Regions from separate parts of the Homo sapiens genome. Here region 2 is linked to region 1. A link is a loop called in an ENCODE intact Hi-C map of the cell type or tissue named here. Cell type or tissue: IMR-90. All regions are shown on one strand. Each heading gives the region's core, and the rest is flanking DNA. Links, peaks and the distances in the headings are about the cores only.

Region 1 (10,668 bases), core at 959-8,958:
AACATTTACTATCAGTTGACTTTCGGTAAAGTGGATTCCTCCATTATTAGGTGGGTCTCATCTAATCAGGTGAAGGCTTTAAGAGCCAAGACTGAGATTTCCCAAAGGAAAAAGAATTCTGCCTCTGGACTGCAACACAGAAATTCTCCCTGGGTTTTCTCCCCTTCAAACTCAAAGACTGCAACACCAGTCCTTACCTGAATGTCCAGTCTGCTGGACTGCCCTGCAGATGTCAGACTTGTTGGCCCCCACTATCACATGAGCCAGTTCCTTAAAATAATCAATTTTCTCTCTTCCCACCAGGAGGTAGGGGAAAATAAGATAGCACAGGGCAAGTTGATGGAGGTCTCTAAATCTAAACCTGACTAGGCATGAAATAAAAGTTCGGTACAGGCTCCCAAATGACAGTGAGCCCCAAACAGAAACAAGACAACTAGGACTTCATCTGGTATCGATTCCAGGTCCTACGTGAGAGGCTGAAGTGTGGCAGGGAGGCTTTCAGCCATCACTGTTGCCCAGGTAAAGGAAATTTCCCCCATTGTGCTTTGAGGAGAGCTGCTACACACCAGGTAAGGGAGGTTGTATCTATAACTGATGGATTTATTTTCTACAAGTTACATAATAAACTTAATGAAATGCCTGTAACTAATGAGCTAATTAATGCTGGGAATCAGAAACCTACTGCTAAAAAATAGAGAGCTGTGCTGTCCAATAGGTAGCCACTAGCCACATGTGGCTATTTAAATTTAAATTAATTCAAATAAAATAAAATTTAAATATTCCTCTCCTTAGTCACATGAGTCACATTTCAAGCACCCACCAGCCACTTGTGGCTAGTGATGACCCCATGGACAGTGCAGGTGTAGAACATATCCATCATCATAGAACGTTCTATTGGGTAGCTCTGCTATAGAGCATAATAAATCACATAAAATACTGAATAATAGAGTTTTTGACAGTGATTTCTGAGGCATATAATATGGGGTAAATCCAAGACTCACATCCACATACTTATATACCCTAGATCAGACCACTGCCCACTCCGGCCCTCCCTCATAACTCACACGCCCCCGATCCGTGACAACATAGCACAGCACACGCAGGGAGCCCACAGCAGAGGCATGCCCTAGGTGTCAAGAACAGGTACAAAAATGCCATTCTGGGTTGCAGTTACACATGAGTCTTTACAGTGAATATTTTATCAGACACACACAACCCTTCCCATCTTGTCACCTACACTCTTGTACAGCTTTCTGAAAAGGGAGGCTCAAAAATAACACGGGTTTGAGCTCACATCTGAAGCCGCCTTTAGTTTTGACATGTTAACACTTAGCTGCAGAAATTGGAAGCTTTGCCAGGCGCTGCTGGATGTTTAGCTCCGTTTTAGGGCCACAAGGAAAGATCATGTAAACTTTCTGCTGTTGTGGTTTTCTCATTTAGCGACTGAGAGGTCTTAGAATCTGCCCTTGGACAAAGAGTTTGAAGGCTTAAAGCTTTGGACCTGGCTCTGTTACTCAGTAGTTATATTATTGGTCAAATCAGTTGATTTATTTTAGCCTCAGTTTCTTAATCTATAAAATGAAGATACTAATATTCATTTATTCATTCCATAACTACTTACTGAATACCAATTGGAATCACCAAGCAACCCCCAGCCATTCCATTGCACAGAGTAGTTTGTCATAGTAGATGCATGCCCTGACCAGGAGGGCACAGTCAAAGAGTCAACACGCTGGAGTAGTCAGGAGTCACCTCTGGCAGATTTTCCTTGGCCCAGAACATCCCAATCTTCCTCAGTGTATGCCCATCAGCAGAATTCAACATATGTGTGGTTGTCTGCATTCAGAACAGGATTCTGGAGCAAAGACGACCTTGGCCCATGAGAACTGCCATCATCCAAGTAGGACCATTGAGGAAAAGAACTGGCAGGAGAATCTGCTGCCCCCTCCAAGGCTGCAAGACCCCCAGGCTTCCATTAAATGCTGCTGCACACCCACAAGGAAACTGATAAATCAAACTTCAAAATGTTATGTTAGCAAAGCATTTAAAGAGACTTTCGTCATAGTCCTGTGGGAGTCAAAGAATGCATGCCAGCCTTCCCAGTCTGTTAGTTCTGTGGCTGTCAAAATCCATTATTGGTAGCCATGGATTTAACCTTACCCACAGGTAAAATCTGTGCATACAGAAATGATTTGGGAGAAGGATTCCTATGAGAAGCAGGGCTAGCAAAAGTGAAGAGGCAAGAAAGCCTCAGAAGTCATGCAGGGAAGAGCAAATGTTCAGTGTGCTTGAGCTGAAATTCTGTAATCACAATTTACTGAGAGCTTACTGTATGCCCAACACTGTTTTAAAGGCTGTACGTGGATTAACTCATTTAATCCTTATAATAATAACAATAGGTATTATTTTTCATCCCTATCTTACAGATTAGAGAACTGAGGCACAGAGATATTGGGCAACTTCCCCAAGGTCAGACAACTAGTAAAGGGCAAGTAGGATTCAAACCTAGGCAGCTGGCTCCAGAGCCCACGTTGCTACCTGTTACGCTGCTCAGCGCTGTATTTGCAATGTTCCTACACTCTAAGCTGTACTGGGAAATACCAGGGCTAGATTGCAGAGTCTTGCATCTTTAGAGTCTGGACTTTTTATTCTGAAGGCAATGAGATGCCATCATGACTTCTGAGCAAAGTGACATGATCAGGCCTGTCCTAAGGAAAAGAAATCTGCCCACAGGATGTGGTATGGATCGAGGTGGGGGTTGGTAACAGAGCGAGGAGACAGGAGGCAAGGGACATGGCTGGGGCCCGGAAGTAACTGCAGAGCTCATGGGAAAGGTCATAAGAGCCTACACTTGCTATGGGAAAGGATGTGAGAAGTCCACGGGAGACAAAAAGTAGAGGCAGCAGTCTGTGACACACCATGGGATGCTGATTTGTCAAACAACTGAAGCAAAAAGTAAAATAATAATTACGCTTAGATGACAGGCATGAACTGGGATTGTCTGAACAAGCTGGGACATATGGTCACCTGGTTCAGTGTGACCAGCAGTGAAGACCCAGAAAGCTGCTTTAAGAGGCACACAGATGAGTGTTCCTTCTCTTCCTTCCCTGTCCATCACATGACCCACTGCTTCCATCACTCTCCTCCTATTATATCCTTGGCTTTCTCTGTCTGACACATCCCACAAATGTCGCATCCATCCAGTCCACCCAGGGCCACAAGGAGGAGGGCTCAAGGTCTCCCGCCAAGGCTGAGGCCACACGGCCACCCTGCAGTGGCTCCCTTCCTCCCTGATCAGCTGTCTTGTGCTTCCCCAGGGCTTTCTCCCCTCTGCTGGGTCCCACCCTCTCCCCACTTTCCCACCACCTCCAGAGATGACTTAAAGACAAAATCGAGGTCAGAAGCTGAGAAGCCCATCCCCATGTCCTCTTCTGGCCCTCCACTCTTTGTCCCCAGCATCGGTGTGACCCGGTTAAGGCAAAACCCAGGCCATAGAGCTCATGTTTTCTGGCACCCTGGAAGACCCAGCTCTACTTAGGACCACTTCTCTCTTCTATATCCTCAATTTCTCTCTCTCTCTCTCTCTCTCTCTCTCTCTCTCTCTCTCTACTGGCTCCTTCCACTCAGCATACAACTAAATTCAAGTTATCTTTTTTTAAAAGAAGAAAAAGAGGAAAGAATCCAACCAACAATAGAAGTAAGCAAGCCTCGTCCACCCACCCGCCTCACCGACTCCACCTCCACTCACTCTCTAGCTTCTGTACTGCCTCCTCACCGGCAGCTCCCCACAGCCCTCCTGTCACCTCCATGACGCCAAATCCCACAGGCTTTTTAGCCCTCACCACCCCATCCTCTCTGGTAGCTCATGCATTCCCCTCCTCCTGGAGATGCTCTTCCTTGGCCTCACCACCACCTTTCTGCTGGTTTTCTTCCTGCATGCTGGCCTGTATACAGCCCTCACAGCAGCCAGGCTGGTATCTGAAAGATGTGAGCCAGTTAAGGCTGCTCGTTTTAACTCTCCAACGATGTCCCATTTAGAATAAGATTCCCAACCCTTGCCCTGCCCCTGAAATGGGTCTTGCCCACCTCTCAGGCCACATCCCAAACTCCTGACACCTTCACAAGTCTTTGTCATTGTTTCCCCCCTACCCCAAGATTTGTTCCCATCAGGGGGCCTCAGCACTTTGCAGATCCCTCTGTTTGGCATGCTGTTCCCCCCTCCATCTCCCTACAACTGGTTTTCCTAGCTGGATGAGAGCTCTATGAGGACAGGCAGTTTGTCTCTTTTGCCTCCTGCTTTGTCCTCAGCATCTGGAACTGTTCCTGGTACACAGTAAGTATTCCTTGGGCATTTATTAAAGGAATGAATAGGCATGAGATTAAATTTGCAGTATCTGAGGTTACCCCCAAGTGGAAACATCTATGAGTCTACAATTTCAGGAAATATCCATCTGGGACCAATAATGTTTTAAAAATATATTCATTTGAGATTCAGAAAACTTGCACATCATTTGCTACTCCTATCATCTTAACAGTGAAGAAAACTGAGGCCTAGAGACATTAAGGGGGTTGCAGGTCCAGAGACATGTCTCAAGAAAGCATTGCTGTTAAAATGTGCAGTTCGTGGGTTTTCAGTCCATCTCTTAAGAAACCAAGTCAATCTTCCCCTCAGGAAAAAGAAAAGAAGTAGCAATAAGCAATTTGTTAATATCACTACTTCTTATCAAGGTAAAAAATGCCTCATAATCAGGCATACCCATGGGCCTTGTTTCACAAAGGCACTAAGATGAGGCAATGTAGGTCCCAAAAAACAAAAAGACAGTTTTTTGGAGTTGCTGAGGTTGACAACCCTAGTTTTATACTTTGGTAATACCAGTGACCTTGGAATTACAAGCTTGGGGTTAAGAACTCAAGGGTTCATTAAGACTCCCTGGAACATTCTGGAAAACCAGCTTTAGAGTCTTCATTGAACTCAAATCTCAGCACCACAGTTAAATGAGTGAGTCAAAAGAACATAAGTTTAAAGAATTTAACCAGGAGCAGATGTTTCTCTTCACACCACACTGCTTTAACATCCAGTATTCGTGACCTTTTCTTCCCCCCACCATCCTCTGATTTACATAGGCTTCCAAAGCATTAATGAAACACACTTTAACAAAATGTTGAGATGGTGCCATTGGGCATTGCTATCCTAGTTTTAACCCTTGGTTAAAAAATACTTTGTGATTCCCACGACTCCAGACCAACAAAAATATAACAGGGTCCTAATGACATTTGAAACTCCCACGGTAAACAAGGCAGTTAAACTAAGTACTTGGGGATGGTTTTCATTACAGTGTGCTAAAAAAATGAATGTTTTATTGTTCTTTTGTAAATACCCTGGAGAACACTGGGATGGTTTTTCTGGAAGATGGAAATGATTTAAGAGAGTTTCAGAGCACATGAAGATATGTGATCCCTTTGAGTAACAAATAGGAGATGGGTTTTTTTTCGGGGGGGAGGGAAGGAACAGCTTTGCATTAACAACTACTGAGAATTATACATTTAAAGATTATCTTCAATGTCCAATAACCCTTATATTCAATACTGAATTTATTTCCACTTCTCGCCTTCATTTTTATTTGTTACGTATTCTCAAAGTTCTCTCCTAGTAGAAGAATGAACCAGAAATGAACATAAGCATGTTGGAATTCATGTATGTGGCAGACTGTATTTTCCAAAGATGGCCACAACAATATTTCTCATTCCACATGGTCTGCTGGAACCTTGTCACTCCTCCATCAAGAGCTGGAACCCATGTCCCCTGTACTTCAACCACTATGGGTCCTTATGACGGCCTCAACCAATGAGTAGGTGAAAAGGACCCTTATGTGACCTCCAAGGTATAATCATCAGAATTCCATGAACTTCTACCTTCTTCTCTTGGGATGCTTGCTCTTAGAACCTAGCTGCCATGTTTTGAGGAAGCCTTAAGCAGTCTGTCGAGAGGCCTACAGCCAACACCAACTTGCCAGCCATATGAGTGTGCCATCTTGAAAGTAGATCCCCCAGCTACCACCAAACAGCCCAGTTGATACCATGTGAAATGGAGATTAGCTGCCTCTGCCAAGTACTGCCCAAGTTGCAGATTTGTGAGCAAAATAAATGACTGCTATTGTTTAAAGCCAATATGTTTTGGGGTGGTTTGTTACACAGCAATAGACATCTTTTAAAATACAGTGATCGTCACTAATCCATACCCACAGGAAATACCAGACTGCAATGATTTTGTAAAGTGTAAAATCTAAATCCTTTATAAAAGATGCAGTTAGCAGCACACTCAAATATACAGAAATGTAAACGAGGATAACACAAAAGCTCTGAAGGAGTGAGCCTTCAGAGATCTGCTTTAATAAAGAGGTAAGAGCAATTTGTAACTAGCCTCTCAGTTTGTGATGGTGCATCCAAACTGCTGGAAAAAGCAGGTAGCCTTGAGGTAAATAAACACTGCCCCTGCAGCTTAGCTTACATTATTAATTGGTTTAGCAAACCTGTATGCAAACTTAGGCTTAGTTCTTGTTTATCACAAGTTACAAATGTACAGAGCATGAATTAATGATGATGCTTTACTATTCAAAAGCAATAAAGAATGATGCCCACATTCCCAGGCACCATCAGAGTCAGAAAGGGTCACAGAGACTCCTGTGCTTGAAACTTAAAAAATATATCCATCTGTGTTATTCTTAAGGCATCATAACGAGAAGCTGTCATTGCCCTCTGGGGAGTGTCTTAGAAGTTAGTCAGAGTAGACACTGCATCTCATTCAAACTGGGAAGTCATTGGAAACAAAATTTCTACACCAACTGAACGATGAATAGTTCATCAAAAAACTAACTTTATTTCCACCAGGAATATATTTAAACATTTTCTTTTAAAGTTTTTCCATCTCTTCAGGTGTTTTCCATCTGATTTCTACTCCCTGTACCCCCCATGACAACCTTTTTCTCTCTGAAGAATCTTTCTTTCTAACAGCTCCTTTGACTGCTTTTGCTTTTGCCCAATAACATCCCTACCACCCCATCAATACCACCACTATCACCTTTACCAAGACCATCACTAGTACCCCAATGAATAACACCTCCATCACCCTCATCCCTAACATCTACACTACGAATCTCCCCCCAGCTACCTTTTCAAAACTAGGAATGCTGCTATCAGGCTAACAGAATGAAGATGTAGATTGGGAAGTAATTAATTAGATGGGAAACCTCAGTTTAATTCTATTTTCTCATTATTTCATATGCTAAATTTATAATAATGAATTATTAAAATACTTGACTCTTTTGTCCAACTTACATATCCTGGGTTACATGTATAGAATACAGTACCACCCCTATAATGGTAATATGCCCTTTTTCTCATTCTTTTAAACACATAAGAAGTCAAAAGTGATCCCACAAATGAATCATTTAAAGTTTAGATTTTTCTCACAACAGATTTTTTCCACTGGAGTGTCAGAAGGCAATGTTTATTTTTAACCTTAAAAGGAAAACAAACTTTGTAAAAATAATAGCCCTTATATTGAGCTCCAATTACAGTTGTTAGTTAAGTGGGAGGACAAAAATAGTTACCAATCAATCAGCAAACACTGCCATAGTGGATGAAGAGCAGAGGGAATACTAAGACATACCCAGAAAAATTCACAAAATGAGGGTATATGGCACCGAAACGCAGCACACCACTATCATAAACCTGAACTAATCAAATAAGGCTCTTTGATAATGAAGGGGAAGTCATTTAAAAGCTGGATTGACCATAGACTCACAGAATATCAGAGCTATAGGCAATCCTAGAGATTATCATTCTAGTGCAAAGGTTTTTTTTTTGTTTTTTTTTTTTGTTTTTTTTTTTGTTTTTTTTACGGGGAAGAAAGCTAAGAATTTCAGAAAGTGAAACATCCCACCTAAATGGCTGCCTAAGTTATTAGGTAGTAGGTTTCTTTAACTGGAATCAGGAGAGAATTCTGGAACTGGGTTTAAAGTTCCAGATTTCTTGAGGAGGCAAGTCAGTTTCAATAATTGAGTATCTCATCTCCAAGTGCTTTCTCCCTCCCTGCAGTGTCCTCTAGCCATCTTCAGCCCTGCTGACTCCAATCCTAATGGGACCTGGCTCTTTGAGTGGGAATTCTCCCAAAGGCAGAAAAGGGGAAAACCTTATGTGGGTTGTAATTCTGTCACACTGATTCTCAAAACCCTCAGAAAAGATTTTACATAATCACAAGCAATTAAAATGAAACCTTCCAGTGTCAGGGGAAGATACAGCAGGCAGCCTAACTGCCTGCCAGGATACACTCCATTTCTCAGACAAGACACCCCACCCTCACATGCCATGAGGTTAGTTCAAATTCCCACACTCATTATCTGTGCTGGATCCCAGACAGGAGGTGTCACCGAGGTGGGATGTTCAGCACTTCTGAACACACAGATGGGAAAGTTCAACCTGTGCTGTAAACCAGTCAGCTGCCCCATGTGTTCACTGACGGTGCATAATTGACACTCAAAACATGTTCCAGCTCATAAAAAGTTTACATATATAAATATATATTACATCTATATAAAAGTATATATTACATATATAAGTATATATTACTTATACATACATAAAAGTTATATGTGTATATATGTACACACACACACACATATATATATATATCATAAATAAAAGTCTGGAAATTTTCCTGGTGATAACAGCAAATTCCATATTTGTAAATGAGTCTGCTGGGACGTATGAAGCATTAACAGGTGATATCCAACCCTCACAAGTCACTTCCAGGGAGGGTTTTTCAACAAGTCCCAACCATGCCAGATACTGAAAAAAGCTACTTGGAGTTGCAAAAAAAGAAAATGTGTGAGTCTCCTAACCCTCTGTACTTTATCTTCATTGCATCACTGTTCACAGCATCTGTTCCCATACAATTCTGAGGCCCTGCAAGCCTTGGAAACACACAGGCTCTTGCTCTTTCATTCTATAAACATTCACTGAGCACATGCTAAATGACCTATTCTGAGCTCAGCATCAAACAAACAAACAAACAAAAAATGACAAGAAACAATACACACAATAAGTAAAAACAGTAACGTGTCTTAAGAGGTGGCAAGAACTTTAGGTAAAAGGAAAATAGAGGAGACAAAGGGAGTCCAAAATACTAGGGTAGGGAGTGGCAGGAGGCAAGCTGCTCTCTTAAAGATGGGTGGGAAGGTAGGTGCACTGAGGTAACCTGGAACGAAGATTTGAAGGAGGTGAAGGAATCAGCCAAGCAGATATCTAGGGATAGATGCACCATAGACATTATGTTCACTGCCAAGAGTGGGACCAATATTCACTAACTACAGCATAAAACTCCAATGCACATAAGACAGAAAGTGAAATACACCACTTATAAACACTCATACACTATACAGCCTGGATATAACCTAGTGATCTCCTGGATTTTACCCCCTAAAATGTTATTTCTCAAAAATGAGGGAATTGCTCTGACATTTACATACGTTCAAGATCTCTCACAATATAAGGACTCTCTCAGTTACTTTATTTTGAACAGCAAGATGCTTCTTGGGGAAAACATATTCAAAGCTACTTTGGGACATTTATTGAAATAAGCTGATGGACTTTTTTTTTTTAATTTTTTTTTTTTCAGATGGAGTCTTGCTTTCTCACCCAGGCTGTAGTGCAGTGGCACGGTCTTGGCTTACTGCCAGCTCCACCTCCTGGGTTCACTCCATTCTCCTGCCTCAGCCTCCCAAGTAGGTGGGACTACAGGTGCCCGCCACCATACCCGGCTAATTTTTTTGTATTTTTAGTATAGACGGGGTTTCACCGTGTTAGCCAGGATCATCTCGATCTCCTGACCTCATGATCTGCCTGCCTCGGCCTCCCAAAATGCTGGGATTACAGGTGTGAGCCACCGCACCCGGCCAGACTTTTTTTTAAGGAGGAAAATAAATCTAAGAAAAATTTAAAATAATTCCTACAACATGGAAAACAATTTGGGGTGCTATAGTAGGCAATCTTCTTAAAGATGGCTTTTAAAAAAGCAATGCAGGGCTGGGCATCATGGCTTATACCTGTAATCCCAGTACTTTGGGAGGCCAGGATGGGAGGATCACTTGAGGCCAGAAAAGGCATTTGAGACCAGCCTGGGTAACATAGCATGACCCCATCTCTATAAAAAAAATCTTAAAAAAATTAGCTGGGTGTGGTGGTGCACACCCGTAATCCTAGCTGCTTGGGAGGCTGAGCAGGGAGGATGGCTTGAGCTCAGGGTTTGAAGCTGTAGTGAGCTATGACTGCACCACTGCACTCTAGCTTGGGCAACACAGTGAGACCCTGTCCCTTAAAAACAAACAAACAAAAAACAAAGCAATGCAGGAATTCTACACACAAATGAACACCAATGAACCACTGTGACATAAATGAATCTCACAGACACAGTGCTGAGCAAAAGACACCATTTATACAAACAGGCGAAGCCACCCTTTGGTGTTAGAAGTTAGAGAGGCTTCCCTTGGAAGGGGAGTGGGGAATTGTGGGCGTGGCTACAGGAAGGGTTCAGGCTGTTGCTCCTGCTCTATTAATATTTCTTGAGTGTTGGTTACTCAGGTGTGTTCATTTTGTGCTAACTCATTGAGC
Region 2 (10,668 bases), core at 1,461-9,460, 52 kb after region 1:
GCTAGTGCTATTTCCCCCATAGAGTATTATGGATTTATCTGCCATCAGTGATGTATAAAGTTATTTCTTTTCCCATACTCTGACAATTCTCAGTGGAAAAAAAAAGATCCCTGTGACATGGTAACTTATATTTATCTTATTATGTAATTTGTATTTTTTCTTATTAAACATTTCATATTTAAATGCTGTGTCTCCTTGTCTGTGAACTGTCTGTCCATTATCTTTGCCTCGTGTCCTATTTAGTCATTGGGCTTTTTTTCTATTGGTTTGTAAGAACTCTTTACATATTAGGAAATTTAGTTTTTGATGTATCTGCCCCCAATTTGTTGCTTGCCTTTTGACTTTGCATATAGTGGGTTTTGCCATGAAAAAAAAAATTTTTTTTTTTTTTTTAAGACAAAGTCTCTCTCTGTTGCCCAGGCTGGAGTGCGGTGGTGCTATCCCCGCTCACTGCAAACTCTACCTCCTGGGTTCAAGTGATTCCATGAAAAACTTTTTAAATGAAGCTGAATTTACCAATCTTGCTTTCAATGGCTTCTGAGTTTTGTGTCATAGCAGAAAGACCTGGGATTATAAAACAATTCTCTTGTGAATTCCCATAATACATATTTCATTTTTTGCATATAAATCTTTTATCGATTTGGAATTTATCCCATGTAAAGTGTGCAATATGAATTGAACACCCCCCCACCACAGGGGTTTATCCATTTTTCCTCATTGATTTGAGATGCCATATATCATATGCCACTTATCATTTATTATATTCCCAAATATGAGTTTATGACTGTGATCCATTAATCTATTTGTATAAAACACTACTTCAAACAATTTTAATTTCATATTATGTTTTAATATCTGGTTAAACTACTTGTCAAATCTTCCTATATTCCTGTTTATATTTTGAATTTTCCTAATTCGTTTTTCTAAATGATCTTTAAAAATCAGCTCAGTAAATTCCCCTTGCTCCACTAAAAAAGTCTGTGGGTATTTTTATTGGGTCATGTTCAAATCATAGCTTGACTGAGAATGAATATTTTCACCATGCTACAAGTTCCCATGCAAGAAACTGGCAAAATTTTGATTTGGTCAAGTCTTCCTTTGGGTCCCTCTGGAGCATGCTAAAGTTTTCTTCACACAGATAGCACATATTTATCAGGTTTATTCCTAGTTATTCTATATTTTATTGCTATTGGAATAATACATTTTCCTTTTTCACTTCTGTAATATTCACTGCATGCAAGGGTGTTGGGGAAACAGGCATGGCCCTCATCGTGGTGGGAGTGAACCTTTCTTGAGGGCTGTTAGAGCAACCTAGTAGTAAATACCTTTGTCCATATATCTTGAAAGACATTCATGAGTCCAGCCATAGAAGTACTACCAGTAGTAGGGTTGCTGGACAAAGAGTGTGTGCATTTTTAGGTTTGAAGGGCAATACCACCCTGCCCTCAAGGAGAATCGCTTGAGCCCAGGAGTTTGAGACTAGCCTAGGCAATAGGGCAAAACTCCATCTGTACAAAAAAATACAAAAATTAACTGAGTGTGGTGGCATGTGCCTGTAGTGCCAGCTACTAGGGAGGCTGAGATGGGAGGATCACTTGAGCCCAGAGAGGTCAAGGATGCAGTGAGCTGAGATCGCACCACTGCACTCCAGCCTGGGGTGACAGAGTTACTAAATAAATAAATAAATAAATAAATAAAAGATAGGATCGGTGTTTTTTCCTTTCACTTTAAGCTCCAATACGGCTTGCACAATACTGTCACTGATCTTGTCTTTATTTATTATAAATGTTGCCTCACTCCCCTCACCCTAATCCTGGCCCAGCCCAAGATCTCCTTTTGTCCTCTTGTCCCAGAGCCTGCAAATGCTGGGTGTCGACCTTATGGAAACCAGGGGCTGTCAACAGATTACAAGGCTGCTGAACCAAAAGGGCAAAACCACATGTGGCGGAGACAGTTTGTTTTATTTGAAAAACTGAATGTACTTTTGGTAGGAGTGTAGGGCTTTATGGAAGGCAACTGCACGTTGTCAATCAAACCTAAAAATACTATCCAGCACCAAGATCCCCTCTCCTTTGATAAAACTATATACAAACAGCATCTGTGAGTCATCGAATATGGGCCCTCAAACTCATATTTAACTCAAACTCATATTGGTCTCTACAGTTCAATATTCTTTAAATGATTCAAATTTTTCAAACTCTTCCTGCTATAATAAAATAAACCTTTATTGAGAGTTTGATAATTTATACATTTGTTTCCTCTTATGCATCACACTAAAATAAAAAATAAAAGTAGTTAATATGTTTAGAAGACAGGGTTCTTGCTGGGCATGGTGGCTCACGCTTGTAATCGCAGCACTTTAGGAGGCCGAGGCGGGTGGATCATTTGAGAGCAGGAGTTCGAGACCAGCCTGGCCAACATGGTGAAACCCTGTCTCTACCCAAAATACAAAAATTAGCTGCGCATGTTGGCGTGCACCTATAGTCCCAGCTACTCAGGGGGCTGAGGAGGGAGGATCACTTGAGTCCAGGAGGCAGAGGTTGCAGTGAGCTGAAATCGTGCCACTGCACTCCAGCCTGGGAGACAGAGTAAGAACTCTGTCTCAAAAAAAAAAAAAAAAAAAAAAAAAAAAAAAAAGAAGACAGGTTTCTATACCAGCTGCTCTCCTCACTGCCTGCTAACCCCAGTCATGTGAACACTCAATTTCTTTGTATAAAATGGTGATAACAACATCAACCTGTCTTCCATCATAGCGTCATTGTGAGGATCACGTGGGATGATGTGTGTGTAATCTACAGAACACAAAACAATCACAGGCGGTGGCACTGGCTGTGGTGAATGGGAGGACTGGTCACCCCGGGATGGTGATGACAACATGATGTGGGGCCATGAAATCCTTCCCCATTCCCACCCACACTCCTTAACCTCCATGCTCCCAAATCGGTGCACTAAAAATGTTAGTCAATCAACCACTTTATATTTAAATGCTTCCTGAAAAAAACATAATACCTTTTAAATTTTTATCTTAAAATCTAAAGATGTATCTCCTGTCAAAGCTGAGCAATTTTGTGGCTTTAATTTTTGGTATGCATGCTGTCAAAGTAAATTTAGCTTCATGGTTAAAAGAAACAAATAAAAATGAATCTCAATGATCTTAAAGCAATAAAAAAAGGCTCCTATTATAAACATGATTAAAGGCCTTAATCTCATGTTTCTATTTGAACCCTAACCTTAAAAATACAAAAGAAAACATAGTTCTTATGAAGTGACCAATTCCCCAGTGTTACTCCTAGGCGAATAAACAAAGGAATGATTTCTCCACTTGGATGGACATACCAGTTGTAGCCTGTTGGTCTGTTTCTCACCCTACTTATCAGAGTAACCTCTCCACTATTTTGTTTTGTAATAGTTGCCTGATTTCATTTACAAATTATGTAACCTTGGGCAAGCTATATAGCTCCCTCCCCATCTCTTGGGACTCTCATTTACAAAATGAAGACTTTGGATGGGCAATTGCAAAAGGCGCTTTCAACTTTAAAATGCAATAATTTTATTATTTCAATTTGGAGGCTGAGGTACCAGTTTCTAACTAAAAAGTAACATTGGATAATATAACAATTGTTTTCAATGTTAACTAAAAGAGTTCCCCCAAACCAGAGCTAGAATTGGAAGAAGGAACACCCACATGGCATGTGTGGGTGGCTGGAGTGAGGAAGGAGAGGCTGGAAGATACCCACTGCCAGTGGGCGGGAGAAACATCACTGCTGCCCGAGGGTTCCAGCCTTCTGCCTGCCCAGGCACTAGGGATTCTGGGCTAACTGTCCTCTGGGGGAGTGTGGGGAGCTTTTCAGAGGAGTTCTAGGGAAGAGATGCCTGCCCAGCGGTGGGAGAGAAAACTAACGTTTTAAGTATCAAGGATGATGGGTCTCCTTCACCCTAGAAGAGAGCTACAAGGAAACGGCATGAGTTATTCTGTAGTTACTTTGGCTTCCTGGCCTTTGACCAGGAGCTGACTCTAAGGCTGAACCACATGAACCGTCTCATCATAAGTTAAAATTTCTAATTATAACTTCGTAGTCTGAAGATAAGGGACACTGGTATGGCTGTCTTAGCCACCGTTACCTTCCAAAAAGAGAAAATGCCAGCCTACTCAGAGTGGGCCGCTGCCGCGAGGGCTGATCACACTTTTTCTCCACTTTCTAATCTGTCAGGTTCTATAGTTTTTATCTACAGTGATCACACTCGCCTCATCTGGGAAGGACACCCACGTGCTCCCACACTGCCACAATCTTGGCTCACTGAAACCTCCGCCTTCTGGACTCAAGTGATCCTCCTGCCTCAGCCCCCTGAGTAGCTGGGACTACAGGTGTGCACCAACATGCTCAGCTAATTTTTGTATTTTTAGTAGAGTCAGGGTTTCACTATGTTGGCCAGGCTGGTCTTGAACTCCTGCCCATCTTCATCCCATACCAGGGCTTTGTCCTGCTGCAGTGCAAAGGACAATTCTCTCCTGGCTTCTCCCCTACCTGGGCAGGGGCAGAGTCTCATCTCCTTACTGGACAGAGGGCTTGGTGCAGATCCCAAAGCCATTAACAGAGGTATCTGCAGGCCAGGAAAATAAAGTAAACAAGAGACATGAGCCAGGGGGACAGCAATGAACACCGAGGCCCCATCTTGCCCAAGGGGACAAGATGGTTACTGCTAATGGGGGGGGGGCCCAATGGTGCCAGAACTTCTAACTCTTACTTTCAAGAAGTCAGAAATCTTAATCTTCCTAATCTTTAAATGTGACAAGTAACTGTAATTTTTTTCTCAATCCCATATGGCCAAAGTCAAGACCTAGCAGCCTGCAGAGTATGGATGGGGCATTTGATAAAGTTGGGGGATGGATGCCCCGCACTTCTTCCTATTTCTGATCCTGCCACTGTCCAGGCGCAGTGTGAGCATCAGTCATACATGGAGGAGGATGTCATTCTGTTCATCCCACATCATCACAAGGTACATCAAAAGCTTCAAGGACACATCTGCAGGTATTTGATACTGGCCTCTATTTCCTAATTCCTCTTTTTTCTATATTGGCACTGAGATGAACAAAAAGTTTAGAATCACATGATTGCATTTTGAATCTTTTGGAAATATTTTTTTTTATTCCAGACTCTATTACCAATAACAGGCTTTTATAAAATCAAAATATAGAAACTACTGCTGAAAAGGTATTTTGGGTGGCATGAGAGTCCAAACGTCTTTTGAAATAAGTGTTTTGTTTTTCTTTCAGAAAATAACTCCATATAAATAAATAAACCATTATTCCAAGAACTAAAAAAAAAAAAAAAAAAAAAGGAAAAGAAAGGAATGAAAACAGAGAAAAAACATAATCCACAAAACCACACATTTCTTAACACTCCTGGGATAAAGTAAATTTTGTTTTTGCTATGACTATGTTTTGTTTAGCAAAAACATTCCACAGCTCCATTTATTCCCTGGAAACGAAGCCCTTCAGACATTTGCAAAGGGCCAAAGTGAGGTCTTTGCTATTTCAAACTTGATTATTGGGAAAGTATCAGCCTCCAACACAAGAAAGAAACCACCGCATACAGCAACTGCCCATTTCACTCAGCTCTGTAAAGCAGGAAACAGCAGGCTGAACTGCAACAGCTTCTATTATTTTGCCCAGAAATCATTTGTGACTTTAACCTAATTATTCAAAGTCTGACTTTGGTCTTCTAATTACATCCGCTAATGGATCTGTCAATACGAAGGAGTGCAACATGAGACAGACACCAATTCCCTCGGGAAATTTCCCTCACAGGTGAAGCTGATAATGTTACACTGCTCAACCAAATCTCTCTTTTTTAAAAAGTTCCTTCAAGACTGCTAGTGCCATAACATCAATCTGCCTGGGCTTTGCAGTAGATCCAATTTAGCAAAACACTAAAATCAATCACTTTTTGATGCAGGACTTTTTATTGTATAGGTAGGAAATAGGAGTCCAATTTTTAAAATAATGTTTGCAGAAGACAAAGCCCATGTCTTCTGTATGTGCCATTTCTAAATCTGTGGAATAAGTTAAAATGTTTGTTCTAAGGGCTTTAAAAATTTAGACTTCTGTCATCTTCTCATTAAACAAACTCATGTATCTGAAACTTAAAAAACAAAACAAAACAAAACAAAACAAAACACATATCCAGGCTCAGGAGACCACACCATTAAAACACTATTTTTAAAATTTGAAGTGAAATTTCCATAACATAAAATTAATCATTTTAAAGTGAACTATTTGGTGGCGTTTAGTATCTTCATGATGTTGCACAACCATCAGCTCTATCTATAGGTTATGAAACATTTTCATCACCCCCAAAGGAAACTCCATGTCCATTAAGCAGTTACTCTTCCCATTCCCCTCTCTCCCCGAGCCCTAGCAATCAATAACATGCTTTCACAAAAAAAAACTATTCTTTTTTTAAATTTTAATGGATTTTTGTTGTGTATATTCAAGGTGTACAACATGATGCCTCAATGTATATATACTTAGTTCAAATGATTACTACAGTCAAGAAAACCAACATAACCATCATCTCACATAGTTAGTTTTCTTTTTTGTGCGTGGTAAGAGTACCTAAAATCTATTCCCTGAGCAGATCTCCAGTACGCGATGTTATTAGCTATAGTCCCCATGTTGTACATTAGATCTCTAGATTTACTTATCATACATAACTGCAACTTTGTACCTTTGACCTACAACTCCCCATCTCCCTGCATCTCCCTGACCCCCCAAACTACAGTTCTACTCTCTGTTTCTGTGTATTTGATTTTTAGTTTAAGATTGCACATATATGCAAGATTACGTAGTATTTTTCCTTCTGTGTCTGGCTTATTTCACTTAGCAGAATGTCCTCTAGATTCAGCCATGCTGTTGTAAATGGAGGATCATCTTCTTTTTTAAGGCTGAATAATACTCCATTGCATATATATACCATAGTTTATTTATCCAATCATCTATTGATGGACATGTAGGTTGTTTCCATATCCTGGCTATTGTGAATAATGCTGCATGGAGTGCAGATATCTCTTCAACATACTGATTTCATTTCCTTTGGAGAAATACCCAGTAATGGGATTGCTAGATCATAGGATATTTCTATTTTTAATTTTTGATGAACCTCCATATTGTTTTCTATAATGGCTGTACTAGTTTACATTCCCACCAACGGGGTGCAAGGGTTCTCTTATACTTCACATCCTCACCAACACTTCTTATCTCTTGTATTTTTGATAGTAGCCATTCTAACAGGTGTGAGCTGATATCTCACTGTGGTTTTGATTTGCATTTCTCTGATGTTTAGTGATGTTAATAAGCATTCTTTCATATATGTGTGGGCCACTTTTATATCTCCTTGGGAGATATGTCTATTCAAGCCCTCTGCCCATTTTTCAAGTTGGGTTATTTGTATTTTTGCTATTGAGCTGAATGAGTTCTGAAATACTATTCTTAATACCTTAATTAAACCATGGATGAACACACAGGGGAATCTCAGTAAGACTAAAAGAACTTCTTTAAGCTTATATAAACCTAAGATTCTGCAGGTCAATTAGGGAGTAACTGGCAAAGCAACAGATGCCTCATCAAATGAATTAAGTTGCCGGCCGCCGGACCACAAATGACTGTTAAAGCATCAGGCTGTCGTGACAATGGGAGCGGGGAAGAGTTAAGTTGTTATTGGTTTGCTCGTCATTTCAGAGAATCACACATAGTCAATGAATTACACACAACACACACACACACACACACACACACACACACACCACTGTACTGTAAAAATTCAGTGTCCAGGTATTTGTAAGGAGACTGACTCAACAATTTCCATTGACTGCATCCATTAATAAAACTCAGAAGATGGCATTATTGTTCACCTCACCAGTCCATTTTGTCAGAGAAGACACAGGCTAAGATACATCAAGAAGCCTTTTTAAGAAACACCAGGTCCCCTGATGCTTAGGTTTAGTAGTGGGCACTCAAATATTAAAAGCAACCCACTAGATATGGAACCTGGAGTATTAATACAATATTTCATACATTTAAAAGTACTTTTGTTAGAGAAGACACAAAGGATCACCAATTATTCAGAATCGGTAACGAAACTCATCCATACCAAATCCAAGAAGAGCTTTTTGTGAGTCAGAAGAAAGCAAATTATGAATGTTTTAAGCCATTTTCCTAATGAGTATGATAGCTGGCATTCTTGGTAGTTCTCTTGATTTTGAGAGTACATTATGCTGATGGCATCAAAGACTAGCCACTAATGAGTATGTACAAACAATATAAAAATTAAACTACTGGATTTACAATGTAAAATGATTTGTCATAGAAATCCTGTATGGATTTTCTATTATAAAATCTTAAGACTTAATTTCTTCATATCCCTATGGGTTTTTTCCAGGCGCTCCGGCTTCCTCCCACATCCCAAAGATGTGCATGTTAGGTAAACAGCCATGTCTACATTGTCCCAGTCTGAGCAAGTGTGAGTGTATGTGTGAGAGTACTCCTGCAATGGAATGACATCCTGTCTAGGGCTGGCGCCTGCCTTGCATCCTGAGCTGCTGGGACAGACTCCGGCCACCCCAGACACTGAACTGGAATAAGCGAGTTGGAAAATGAATGAAGGAATGAATACAAATAATTGTAAAATAAAAATGTGTACCACAATGTACCACAATAAACAATGTGGGATGAAAGCACTTGGCGAGCCCACCAAATTTGTTATTGGTTTTGAACTTCGTGGTGGGAGTAAGTGCTCCTTACGAGTTTCACTTTGCAAACATTTATTCCTTGATTTAACCCACCACCACTACAACCACCATCACTCGCTGTTTTACCAAAAACTGGGTAAGTCATCATCTTATTTGTTGTTATTAATCTTTCTTAACTGTATGTATAGCTCACATTTATTTCCATGTTTAGTATTAGAAATGTTTTGGTCTTTATCGAGAAGTTTGGTAATGTTTTTGTGACCAGAAATATGCCATAGGAATTTAACTCTTGATTTTCTCAATTAGCCTATGGTAAAATTGGTTTCATTACACACTGTTTCATATACAGTTGCAGTTTCCAAGAACCTATTAACAATGTTAAGTGAGGACTTACTATGCAGATGTAAACAGTTCCAAAAACAATGCTGTTGCAGCCAAGCTCTTAGAGAAAACATATAAGAAAAATAATGCATCTTTACAAGGCACTTTTGAGGAGTCTCAGTTTCAACTAAGAGTATGATTGCTCTGATACCTTCTCATGGGCCTCACAAATTCAAGGAAGAGAAAAAGAGAAAGAAAGAGAGAGAGACAAAAAGGAGATATAGGGAGGCTTTCTTTATCCACACCGTCTAAGGATGAGTCCCCCTCCCTCATCCATACAATTCTCTCTCCTGCTCTTTCTCTTTCCCCCCACTCTGTCTCTCTCTCTGTCTGTTGCCATTTTTTCTTTCTCTCTTTCTCTCTCTCTCTCTCTCACACACACACACACACACACACACACACACACACACAGCTCTCTACCAGCGCTGTCCAAGACAGTAGCCACATGTGGCTATTGAGCACTCAAAATGTGGCCAGTCTGAATGAATGTGGTATAAGTATAAAATGTTCAACCAATTTCAAAGATTTAGCATGAAAAAGAGAATGTAAAATATCTAAGTAAGAAGTTTTTTATATTAATAACACTGAAATGACAATACTTTGGATATATTAAGATTAAATAAAATATATTAATATTAATTTCATGTGTTTCTTTTTACCTTTTAAAAATGTGACTTTTAAAAAGTTTAAACTTACATATGTGGCTCAAAGTATATTTCCATTGGACAGCTCTGTTCTATATCATTAATTACCAATCATTTGTTTCACAGCATCTATCACAACTTTTAATTCTACAAATTGTTCATTGAAGTTTTTTTTTTTTTCCCTGTCTTGCCTATTAAATAATTTCCACTGGGCCAGAACCCATGCTGGGTTTATTTGCCAACAAGGTGGCCAAACCAAGAGTGCCTGGAGAAGGCTCATTAGCAGCTGTCATTAAATGAAGAAATTCTCCTCTGATAAGGCCACAGTCCACATCAGGACTGCAGTAGCACTCTCTCCGTCAAAGAAAGTCCAATGCAAACTGCTACCTGCAGTCACTCTGGTGGATGGTGAACTCTGGGGTCCCCATATTCCCTGGGCCCTAAAGCAGATTAGCCACAAGACCAAGATGAAAGAACCATAATGAGTCCTGGAAAAGAGTCAGCCAGTGTAAAGCTCAGAGGAAACCTAGAAACCTTTAAAAAAAAAAAAACTGTGGTAAAATATGCCTAACATCAAATTTATTATTCTAACAATTTTAGGTACCGTTAGGGAAATTCACATTGTCGTGCAACCATCACCACCATCTATCTCCAGGAAATCTTCATCGGCCTCATCTCTCGGTCCACGTCCAACAAGCAGAAGGGACACCTCACTTTCAGGTCACCAACTATCCTTCTCTGTCTCTGCTAGTGTGAGCAGGAGTTACAAAAGCAACAGGAAGAAAAAAGCTGCTGAGTTGGGATAATTCAAAAACATGCCACTGGGAAAATCAAAGGTTGATATGACAACAAAAGCAAAGGAAGAATGTAAAAATTTCACTTTGTAAAGATGGCC

Evidence for each region. A loop is a pair of places that touch in the nucleus more often than their neighbours do. Peaks named below come from ENCODE experiments on the same cell type or tissue, not always from the same donor. Only the 100,000 strongest peaks of a DNase experiment are listed, where the experiment ranks them.
Region 2: it touches region 1 in a loop (3-fold over the local background); 6 of 110 quality-filtered maps call a loop at or near these places.

The regions. Positions count from the first base shown.
Region 1 is chr3:16,384,004-16,394,671 of GRCh38, forward strand. All of the region lies in intron 4 of RFTN1 (raftlin, lipid raft linker 1), which reads right to left. Among named protein-coding and RNA genes, the nearest start is that of OXNAD1, 120 kb to the left of the region's middle. In IMR-90, for the core only: no CTCF peak of the experiment used is centred there; DNase peaks (open chromatin) are centred at 5,068 and 8,938; H3K27ac peaks cover 2,374 bases.
Region 2 is chr3:16,435,982-16,446,649 of GRCh38, forward strand. All of the region lies in intron 2 of RFTN1 (raftlin, lipid raft linker 1), which reads right to left. LOC124906220 (a long non-coding RNA gene) reads left to right here and starts at 3,503. Exons shown (of 2, transcript XR_007095840.1): 1 at 3,503-8,884; 2 at 10,374-10,668. In IMR-90, for the core only: no CTCF peak of the experiment used is centred there; a DNase peak (open chromatin) is centred at 5,480; H3K27ac peaks cover 1,355 bases.